Regions from separate parts of the Homo sapiens genome. Here region 1 is linked to region 2. Evidence: read pairs that join two places in POLR2A ChIA-PET (ENCODE). Cell type or tissue: Caco-2. All regions are shown on one strand. Links, peaks and the distances in the headings refer to the core of each region. The heading gives the core; the rest is flanking DNA.

Region 1 (5,377 bases), core at 219-5,218, 69 kb after region 2:
TGGGAAATAACTGCTAATTCGTAAAGGGTTTCATTTTTTTTTTTTTTTTTTTTTTTTTTGAGACAGGGTCTCACTCTGTTGCCCAGGCTGGAGTGCAGTGGCGCAATCTTGGCCCACTGCAACCTCCACCTCCTGGGTTCAAGTGATTCTCCTGCCTCAGCCTCCCAAGTAGCTGAGATTACTCAGCCTGCCAACATGCCCAACTAATTTTTGTACTTTTAGTAGAGACAGCATTTCACCATGTTGGCCAGGCTGGTCTCGAATTCCTGACCTCAAGTGATCTGCCTGCCTCAGCATCCCAAACTGCTGAGATTACAGGCATGAGCCACCACACCCAGCCAATATAGGGTTTCTTTTTGGGGTGATAAAACTGTTGTGGAATTTGAGTGGTGCTGATTGCAAAACTCTGTAACTATACTAAAATTCACTGAATTGTACACTTTAAAAGGGTGGGTTTATTATATGTGAATGAGATCTCAATTAAAAAGAGTACATCTGGGCCGGATGCAGTGGCTCATGCCTGTAATACCAGCACTTTGGGAGGCTGAGGTAGGTGGATCACCTGAGGTCAGGAGTTCGAGACCAGCCTGGCCTAAATGGGGAAACCCTGCCTCTACTAAAAATACAAAAATTAGCCGGGTGTGCACCTATAGTCCCATCTACTCAGGAAGCTGAGGCAGGAGAATCGCGTAACCTGGGAGGCAAAGGTTGCAGTGAGCCGAGATTGCACCACTGCACTCCCGTCTGGGTGACAGAGCAAGACTCCATCTCAAAAAAAAAAAAAAAAAAGAGTACATCTGATTAAAAAATGGCACAGGTGGCCAGGCACGGTGGCTCACGCCTGTAATCCCAGCACTTTGGGAGGCTAAGGCGGGTGGATCATAAGGTCAGGAGTTTGAGACCAGCCTAACCACCATGGTGAAACCCCGTCTCTACTAAAAATACAAAATTAGCTGGGCATGGTGGCGCATGCCTGAATCCCAGCTACTTGGGAGGCCGAGGTGGGAGAATCGCTTCAACCCGGGAGGCAGAGGTTGCAGTGAGCCGAGATCGCGCCATGGCACTCCAGCCTGGGCAACAAGAGCAAAACTCCATCTCAAAAAAATAAAATAAAATAAAAATTAAAAAATGGCACAGGTTATAAGGCATTCCTATTTCAATATTCCTATTTCAAAATGTGAAAAATGTGGGGGGTGCGGAAGAGCACTACGAAAAAGCTTAAGCCTCTGTAACTACCATATCTACTCCTGGTTTTCCTCTTTGTCATAATCACAGCTACCTGTCTGATGTGTGTGTCCAGCAGCTCACATTTGTAGCATATCTCATATCTGCTTGCTTTTTTTTTTTTTTTTGGAGACATGGTCTCACTCTGTCCTTCAGGCTGGAGTGTAGTGACAAAATCACAGCTCACTGCAAACTCCACCTCCTGGGTTCAGGCAATCCTTGCACCTCAGCCTCCTGCTGGGTCTACAGGTGCATGCCACCATGCCCGGCTAATTTTTATATTTTTTGTAGAGACAGGGTTTCACCATGTTGTCCAGGCTGGTCTTGCATGCCTGGGCTCAAGCGATCTGCCCACCTTGGCCTCTTAAAGTGTTGGGATTACAGGCATAAGCCACTGCGCCTGGCCATTTCTGCTCTCTACTCTTACTCAGTGGGCGCTCTGCCTTTGGGCCTGGGGTGCTAACTGCTGGGCTCTGGCTTAGCAGGGGAATGCAATGCCCCTGGTGGCTTCCCTACATTCCCTTTCTGAATAAACCTTTGTGAATTATCCTAGTTTGAATGTGCTATCTGTCTCCTTTGGGACCCTGACTGACTCAGTATCTATCTTAGGCAAATTCGTATTTTACTTAAGTAAGAAAATAAAATATGGGTAAGCACAGAGTGAAAAAAAAAAAAGAAGAAATACTGTTTAATAATTGAAGACAAAAGATATTAAGTTACATAATTTGAATTGTCATCTTGACTAGACACCTTGAGGATCTCAAATGCTTTCCTAGACACAGAAAGCAGATGTAAATGGTTATAAATTTTTTTAAAAGCCAGATTTTGGGGGCCAGGCGTGGTGGCTCCCACCTGAATCCCAGCACTTTGGGAGGCCGAGGCAGGTGGATCCCGAGGTCAGGAGATCAAGATCATCCTGGCTAACACGGTGAAACCCCATCTCTACTAAAAATACAAAAAAATTAGCTGGGCGTGGTGGCAGGCGCCTTAGTCCCAGCTACTCGGGAGGCTGAGGCAGGAGAATGGCATGAACTCGGGAGGTGGAGCTTGCAGTGAGCCAAGATCACGCCACTGCACTCCAGCCTGGGTGACAGAGTGAGATTCTAGCCTTAAAAAAAAAAAAAAGCCAGATTTTATGCCAAATGCGGTGGCTCATGACTGTAATCCCAGCACTCTGGGAGGCCAAGGCAGGTGGATCACTTGAGGCCACTCTTGGCCAACATGGCAAAACCGCGTCTCCACTAAAAATAGAAAAAAATTAGCTACGTGTGGTGGCATGTGCCTGTAATCCCAGCTACTCGGGAGGCTGAGGCAGGAGAATTGCTTGAACCCAGGAGGTGGAGGTTGCAGCAAGCCAAGATTGTGCCACTGCACTCCAGCCTGGCAACAGAACAAGACTCTGTCTCACAGAAAAAAAAAAAAAAAAAAAAAAAAGCCAGATTTTATTCATCCTCTAGATTTCAGTGCTCCTCCTAGGCAGCTGCACATACTAACCTGTCGGCTTTCCGAATGATGTGGCAATCTGCTCATCACTGCATCCAGCTCATCAAACTTCCTCAGGACAGCCTGAACTTCTGCAGACAGCTCTTTGTACTCTGAAAACTGGTCTTGGAACACAGCTTTATAGCGTTCTCGCTCATCATCTGTCTGAATCACAGGGTATTTTCTAGGGGAAAAACATAAGCCAAAGATATAATTGTTTCACTAAAAGAAGCTGAATGGGAAATCAGCTTATCTTATTCCTTACTGATCATATTGTACCTTCAATTCAATACATTACCTCTCAGATAACAACTATTTACATACACGATTTTAAGCACAGAGTATTAACTTGGAGACAAACTGGAAAATGAAAGGACCAAATGGGGCCCCTCAACTTCTACCTTGAGGAAGAATTCAGACTGACACTCACGCCACATAGTCGGGCATCACGATAGGTTTAGGAATGTGGCCTGGGGGGATGTGTCCACTCAGTAGTTCAGGTTTCATTTTTGCTGTTCTCAGTTCCTTGAAATTAACTTCTGAGTCTCTTTGTCTGTCACCACTGGTGGCCATTTCACACTGCAGTTAGGGAGAAAAAGAGGATTTGTTAATAAACATAAGTAGAAAAAAACCCTCTGAATTCATTCTTAGAAAATGAGGAAGAAGATCAGGTGGGGTGGCTCAAACCTGTAATCCTAGCACTTTGGGAGGACAAAGCCGGAGGATCACATGAGGCCAGGAGTTCAAGACCAGCCTGGCCAACATGGCAAGACCCTGTCTCTATAAAAAGTTTAAGGCCAGGCACAGTGGCTCACGCCTGTAATCCCAGCACTTTGGGAAACCGAGGTGGGCTGACCACTTGAGATCAGGAGTTTGAAACCAGCCTGGCCAACATGGTAAAACCCCATCTCTATTAAAAATACAAAAATTAGCTGGGAGTGGTGGCGGGTGCCTATAATCCCAGCTCCTCGGGAGGCTGAGGCAGGAGAATCACTTGGGCCCAGGAGGTGGAGGTTGCAGTGAACCAAGATTGTACCACTGCACTCCAGCTTGGGAGACAGACTGAGACTCTGTTTAAAAAAAAAAAAATCTGGCAGATGCAGCGGTGTGTGTCTGTAGTCCGCTAGTAGCTACTTGGGAGGCTTGGAGGCTGAGGTGGGAGGATTGCTTGAGTCCAGGAGGTAGAGGTTACAGTGAGCTGTGATTGCATTACTGCACTCCAGCCTGGGCGATAGAGTGAGACTCTGGCTCAAAAAAAAAAAAAAAAAAAAAAAAGAAGAAGAAGAAGAAAATGGGGAGGAAGACAGGAGGAAGAAAAGTGGAAATAAGAGTTAACATTTCACATCACAATTATATGTTTTATAGTCACAAAGTTGTTCTGAACGTTTCTGTAATAGCTAAGGGAATCACATTTGGGATATGGTAATACACAGTAGGTAAAACACACTCCAGCCCCAATCGTGTACATGTCAAAGGTGGATGATGCAATGCCAAACACGCAGTCTTAAGAACTTACCTATTTAGAATTTACACCCCAACTAAACGTAAAAGAATAAAAAATGTAATTCAAAATAAATTCAAGGATAAAAATGGAACAAGCCTACTTAAATGGAAAGAGAAAGTAATGATAATGGCAATTTGGGATGATTTAATTGTAAGTAACCACTGAGTGGATTAGAAAAGGAAATGAGTTGGCCGGGCACGGTGGCTCATGCCTGTAATCTCAGCACCTTGGGAGGCCGAGGTCGGTGGATCACGAGGTCAGGTGTTCGAGACCAGCCTGGCCAGCATGGTGAAACCCTGTCTCTACTAAAAATATAAAAATTAGCCGGGCATAGTGGCGGGCGCCTGTAATCCCATCTACTTGGGAGGCTGAGGCAGGACAATGGTGTGAACCCAGGAGGCGGAGCTTGCAGTGAGCCAAGATCACGCCACTGCACTCCAGCCTGGGCAACAGAGTGAGACTCTGTCTCAAAAAAAAAAAAAAAGAAAAGAAAAGAAGTGAGGTTGAGGCCAGGTGCAGGGGCTTACACGTGTAAGCCTAACACTTTGGGAGGCTGAGGTGGGAGGTGGGAGGATCACTTGAGGCCAGGAGTTCGAGGCTGCAGGGAGCTGTGAATGGTCCACTGCACTCCAGCCTGGGCATCAGAGCAAGACCCTGTCTCTTAAAAAAAAAAAATTAAAAACAGAAGTGAGGTTCAGAGAGGTCAAGTCAATTCTCCAAGGTCACATAACTATTAAGTAGAAAAGCCACAATTAAAACCCAGAACTGGGCCAGGCAAGGTGGCTCACGCCTGTAATCTCAGCACTTTGGGAGGCCGAGGGGGGTGGATCATTTAATGTCAGGAGTTCAAGACCAGCCTGGCCAACATGGTGAAACCCTGTCTCTACTAAAAATACAAAAATTAGCCGGATGTGGTGGTGTGCGCCTGTAATCCCAGCTACTCAGGAGGCTGAGGCAGGAGAATGGCTTGAGCCCGGGAGGCGGAGGTGGCAAGGAGCTGAGATTGTGCCACTGCACTCTAGCCTGGGTGACAGAGCGAGACGCCGTCTCAAAAATAAATAAATAAATAAATAAAACCCAGAACTAGGCCACGTGCAGTAGCTCATTCCTGTAATCCTAGCACTTTGGGAGGCCAAAGCAGGAGGACTGCTTGAGCCCAGATGTTTG
Region 2 (5,377 bases), core at 180-5,179:
TTTGATACAATTTAAATTTACAAGTACACATATCGTTTTATTTTTAAAAGCAAACACTTAAAGTTTCAACCATACTTATTGTTTACATGTGATAGACTTTTTAAAAGAGAATAACTAAAGAATTATTTACTTACAATTCATCAGGCCTGTAAGGAGGTGGACTTTCAAGAGGCCTGGATGACATGGCTGATTGTCAATGGTCAGCTGATCTTCAGGATGAGCAATGCCCTTTAGCTTCCAAGATAAACCAATCTAAGCAACAAAAGTAGAGTTATGGCATTACTACTAAGCTCACAGTTTCTTTCTTTTCTTCATCCCACCCCCACCCCGAGACAGGGTCTCACCCTGTCACCCAGGCTGGAGTGCAGTGGTCCAATCACAGCTCACTGCAGCCTTGATCTACCAGGCTCAAGTACTCCTCCTACCTCAGCCTCCCAAGTAGCTAGGACTACAGACCTGCACCACCATGCCTGGCTAATTCCTGTATTTTTTGTACAAAAATTTGAAATATATATAATTTCATATTACTTTTGAAAGTTCATATTAAATGAGAATGTATAAGAAAGTGCACATATAGCCGCACTAGCACATACTAGCTCCTCAATGCAAAGTAACCATCTAATGGGTTAAATGCCTTTATCATTAAAAATGATAATAAAATGCATCTATAAATGGTGGAATTGTAGATATTTTTCCCTTATCTCCTTTTCCAAGTCTTCGAAACTGAGCACAATTTTTATACAAGGGGAGAAAAAACAATATGCATGGTATTAATTGGTCATTTTCTGAAATTTTGTCCTAAAATTCTTCAGCACAAGTTCCTAAACATCTGAGGAGAAATTTCACTCAACAAGCATTTATTAAGTGCCTACACTAGACCAGGAGAGCCTGTGGGAGTGACGTATGACAGCCAGCGCTGGGGTCCTGGCTCTTCCAGGCTGGTGTGGTGCTGATAACACAGGTGGCTAGCTTATGGAACAGTGAAGTGGGAGCATGGTGGAATGGTGTCATCTTTTAAAATAAGGTTACAGTAAGAATATAGTGGATGGAGGATGAGTAAGAAAAGGGAGGGCTTTGAAAGTCTAGTGGGAGTGTCTCACTTCCTTCAGGTAGGAAACAGGGAGCCAGTTCGTGATTCTCGGCAAGGGAGGTGTAAGTTTGATTTGAACCAGATTTGAAAGACAAAGTCAACAGTAAAAAGGAGCACCTACAGTCAGCAGCAGCAAACCTAGGTGTGAGGCAACAATGAAGGACTAGCTTAGGAGACAGAAGATAGGAAGGAAACTAACATTCATCAGACACCTACCGACGTGCTGGGTGCTTTACATAAAACCTCCTTTCATCCTCAAAACGACCCTCCATGGTTGATTAGTCACTTTACAGATGCAAAGAGGGTCAGAAAGAGATGTGAAGTAATATGCTCAAGGTTATATGGATGTCAGTGAGTCACTCAGATGTAACTTGAACCCAGATGATTTCATGTGCTTTTCACTATGCTAGTTTGAAACAATGAGTTCCATTTGGGAAACACCAGTTTTTGTGGGGAGTGCACATCTGGTGTTAGCATCCATGAGGAAGTGAAGATGGAGGTCATCTGCCTACGTCCGTAGGTGGATCCATGGGCACTGAGAGCTCTCCAGGAAAAAGACAAGTCTCAGCAAGATGTGGTAAACACACAACCCCCTAACCTATAAAGCTTGAGGATTATTCTAGAAAACCCAGTGCTGGAGACACTGGCAAGGTACTTCCCACATCAGCTACAGAACTTCATGCCACTCCTTAGCTATGTTGAACCAACAATAAATTCTTTCCAGGTTATACCAGTGATTAGTAGAGTAGGGAACTTTGAGATCTACTGGAAGGTAAATTCCATGTGAGCAGGAATTTTTGCATGTTTTGTTCACTGATTAAATCAATGCCTGGCACATAGTAGACGTCCAGATAATTTGTTGAATGTTTACAGGAACCAGATTGGACCATGGATATCTCTGCCTGCAAAACCTCTTGTGCTTTCAAGTTGAAGGTAACGGAAAAGTATCAGAGTAACTTTAAAAGGTATGATCCCTGAATGACACTTGAGTAACATCTATAATGAGTACATTAAAGTATCTGATTTTTTTTCCTTTTCTAATACGGTCTGTACAATCATACATTAATATATTAACAACAGTACATCAATTCAGACTCTTAAAACTTTTTTTTAAATTAATGGCAACTCTTTTTTTTTTTTTTGAGCCGAGTCTCGCTCTGTCACCAGGATGGAATGCAATGGCATGATCTCAGCTCACTGCAATCTCCGCCTCCCGGCTTCAAGCGATTCTCCTGCCTCAGCCTCCCGAGTAGCTGGGACTACAGGCGCACGCTGCCACGCCCGGCTAATTGTTTGTATTTTTAGTAAAGATGGGGTTTCACCATGTTGCACAGTCTGGTGTCAAACTCCTGAGCTCAGGCAATCTGCCCTCCTTGGCCTCCCAAAGTGCTGGGATTACAGGCATGAGCCACCACGCCCCACCTGGCAACTCTCTTCTATACCCTTTAGGACAGTGTATTTCAAATCTCTCAGAATTAAACCCTGCCCAACTATGTATTAGATAAATCCTCAAAGATGGAAATATATAGAATGTTAATAACACCAACACAATTAGCATAATTTTCCAAAGACATGAAGGAAGATGACTTTTCTACATTTTTAAAAGCCACTTTTAAAGTATACCATAGAGAAAAGTGCACAAATCATAAGTGTACACAGCCCTGTAACTAGCACTCAAGTCAATTTCTCTATACTTTTTTTTTTTTTCTTTTGAGACAAGGTCTCATTCTGTTGCCCAGGATGAAATGCAGTGCCATCATCTCAGCTCACTACAACCTGCCTCCCAGGCTCAAGCAATCCTCCTGCCTCAGCCTCACAAGTAGCTGGACTACAGGCACATGCCACCACGCCTGGCTAATTTTTGTATTTTTAGTAGAGATAAGGTTTCACCATGTTGCCCAGGCTGGTCTCAAACCCCTGAGCTCAAGCTATCCACCTGCCTTGGCCTCCCAAAGTACTGGGATTACAGGCATGAGCCAATACACCTGGCCAATTTCTCTATATTCTAGTAATGGTGAAACACACATACAAATGAGCAATTTAGGCGAAAATGTTATGGTACTATAAAAAGGCAAAAGTCCAGATTGTCTTCAGAAAAAGAACATTAAGGAATACTGAATTTAGGCCAGGTGAGGTGGCTCACACCTGTAATTCCAGCACTTGGGAGGTGGAGACAGGTGGATCACCCTAGGTCAGGAGTTCGAGACCAGCCTGGCCATCATGGCAAAACCCCGTCTCTACTAAAAATACAAAAATTAGCTGGGCATGGTGGCACGTGCCTGTAATCCCAGCTACTTGAGAAACTGAGGCATGAGAATCGCTTGAGCCCGAGGTGGAGGTTGCAGTGAGCCAAGATTGTGCCACTGCACTCCAGCGTGGGTGACAGAGCAAGACTCCTTTAAAAAAAAAAAGTAAAACAGAAAATCTGAAGTTAAGCACTATTAAATGTGGGATCCTAGTTCTGAAGCTGAATGTCAAATATCCCCAAATTCTAGGTTCAGTGGTAGTTTTGGAAACTCTAAATTAATCCAGACTCAGTCTTAAGTTGTCAAAAATTCAAACAAGATCCCTTTTCAAACTGCTATTTCCAGGATTCAGAGTTGTCACGTCTCCCCAAAAGCACGGATTTTAAATTGTGAACCAAATCATGTGGCTCATGCCTGTAATCCCAGCACTTTGGGAGGCCGAGGCAGGTGGATCACATGAGGTCTGGAGTTCAAGACCAGCTGACCAATGTGGTGAAACCCTATCTCTACTAAAAATACAAAAAATTAGAGGGGCGTGGTGGTGCATGCCTGTAAACCCAGCTACTTGGGAGGCTGAGGTAGCAGAATTGCTTGAACCTGGGAGGCGGAGTTCGCAGTGAGCCAGTATTGCGCCATTGCACTCCAGCCTGGGCAAAAAGAGCAAAACTCCGTCTCAAAAAAAAAAAAAAGAAAAGAAAGCTCGTTAAGAACAAGTCATGCCACACCAACTTCATTTCCTTTTCTGGGAAGGTTACCAAACTGGTGGATTTTATTTTCTCCTTTATTATTTCCTCTTCAGGGAATGCAGAGAGAAAGAATCCTGAAAATCTTGAGCACATCCTTGTGTGGGTGGGCAGATTCCCAAGGGGCTGGATTACGGCACCCAATTAGCACAAAAGAATGAACCATTTATGTCCACCTGGTGGGAGGTCTCCACTGGTAAACACAGACAAAGTGGAGGAGACACGCTTATCCAGATTTGCAGCTGACCAAACACACTGGAAAGGATAACTAACCCATTGGCTAGGGCCATCAACACTAAGCAAGATCTCTGTAATGTCAGAATGATGAGTTTGAAACAACCTAGTGGTTTTAACAGCCCCCATTTACTGGCTCGCAATCTGAGACAAATTCCTTATCTCCTCTAAGTGCACTCAAATGCGGGAATAATCCTGACCTCTGCACTGGGATAAGAAAAAGTCTTAAAGAGCTGGGCGCAGTGGTTCACGCCTGTGATCCCAGCACTTTGGGAGGCCGAGGCGGGTGGATCACGAGGTCAAGAGATCAAGACCATCCTGGTCAACATAGTGAAACCCTGTCTCTACTAAAAAAATACAAAAATTAGCTGGGCTTGGTGGCGCGCGCCTGTAGCCCCAGCTACTCAGGAGGCTGAGGCAGGAGAATCGCTTGAATCCAGGAGGAGGAGGTTGCAGTGAGCTGAGGTCACGCCACTGCACTCCAGCCTGGCGACGGAGCGAGACTCCGGCTCAAAAAAAAAAGAAAGAAAAAAACCACAAGAAAAAGTCTTCAAGAAAATGGGCAACTGCATTCATCATAAGGTGGTTATCCTGAAAGTAAGAAATTTCAGTGCTTAGGCACTTAGGTATATTGTATCCATTTTCAAATACAGCTGACCCTCCACATCCATGGGTTTTAAATTCTGATTCAACCAACCTCAGACAGAAAATATTCAGGGGAAAAAAAAATTAAAAATTACAGGGCAGGTACAGTGGCTCACACCTGTAATCCCAACACTCTAGGAAGCTGAAGCAGGAAGATCACTTGAACCCAGGAGTCCAAGACTGACCACAGCAACATAGTAAGACCCCATCTCCACAAAAAATTTTTCTTAAAATTAGCCAGGCATGGTGGCACATCCCTGTAAGTTCCAGCTACTCAAGAGACTGAGATGGGAGGATCTCTTGAGCAGAGGAAGTTGAGGCTGGAGTGATCATGCCACTATACTCCAGCCTGAGTAACAGTAATACCCTGTCTAAAAAAATAATAAACAATAAAACAAAAAATAGATTTTTAAAACTAC

What was found. ChIA-PET counts read pairs that join two places held together with the same protein. Peaks named below come from ENCODE experiments on the same cell type or tissue, not always from the same donor. Only the 100,000 strongest peaks of a DNase experiment are listed, where the experiment ranks them.
Region 1: POLR2A ChIA-PET joins it to region 2 with 5 read pairs; 9 of 35 experiments call an interaction of 5 or more read pairs at or near these places.

The regions. Positions count from the first base shown.
Region 1 is chr5:69,430,435-69,435,811 of GRCh38, reverse strand. MARVELD2 (MARVEL domain containing 2) reads right to left here. Exons shown (of 7, transcript NM_001038603.3): 4 at 3,137-3,285; 5 at 2,719-2,890. Among named protein-coding and RNA genes, the nearest start is that of MARVELD2, 18 kb to the right of the region's middle. In Caco-2, for the core only: no CTCF peak of the experiment used is centred there; no DNase peak of the experiment used is centred there.
Region 2 is chr5:69,499,052-69,504,428 of GRCh38, reverse strand. It overlaps OCLN (occludin), which reads right to left. Exons shown (of 9, transcript NM_001205254.2): 2 at 135-252. The coding sequence starts at 184. Among named protein-coding and RNA genes, the nearest start is that of OCLN, 9.0 kb to the right of the region's middle. RefSeq lists an enhancer at 4,098-4,647. In Caco-2, for the core only: no CTCF peak of the experiment used is centred there; DNase peaks (open chromatin) are centred at 2,318 and 4,338.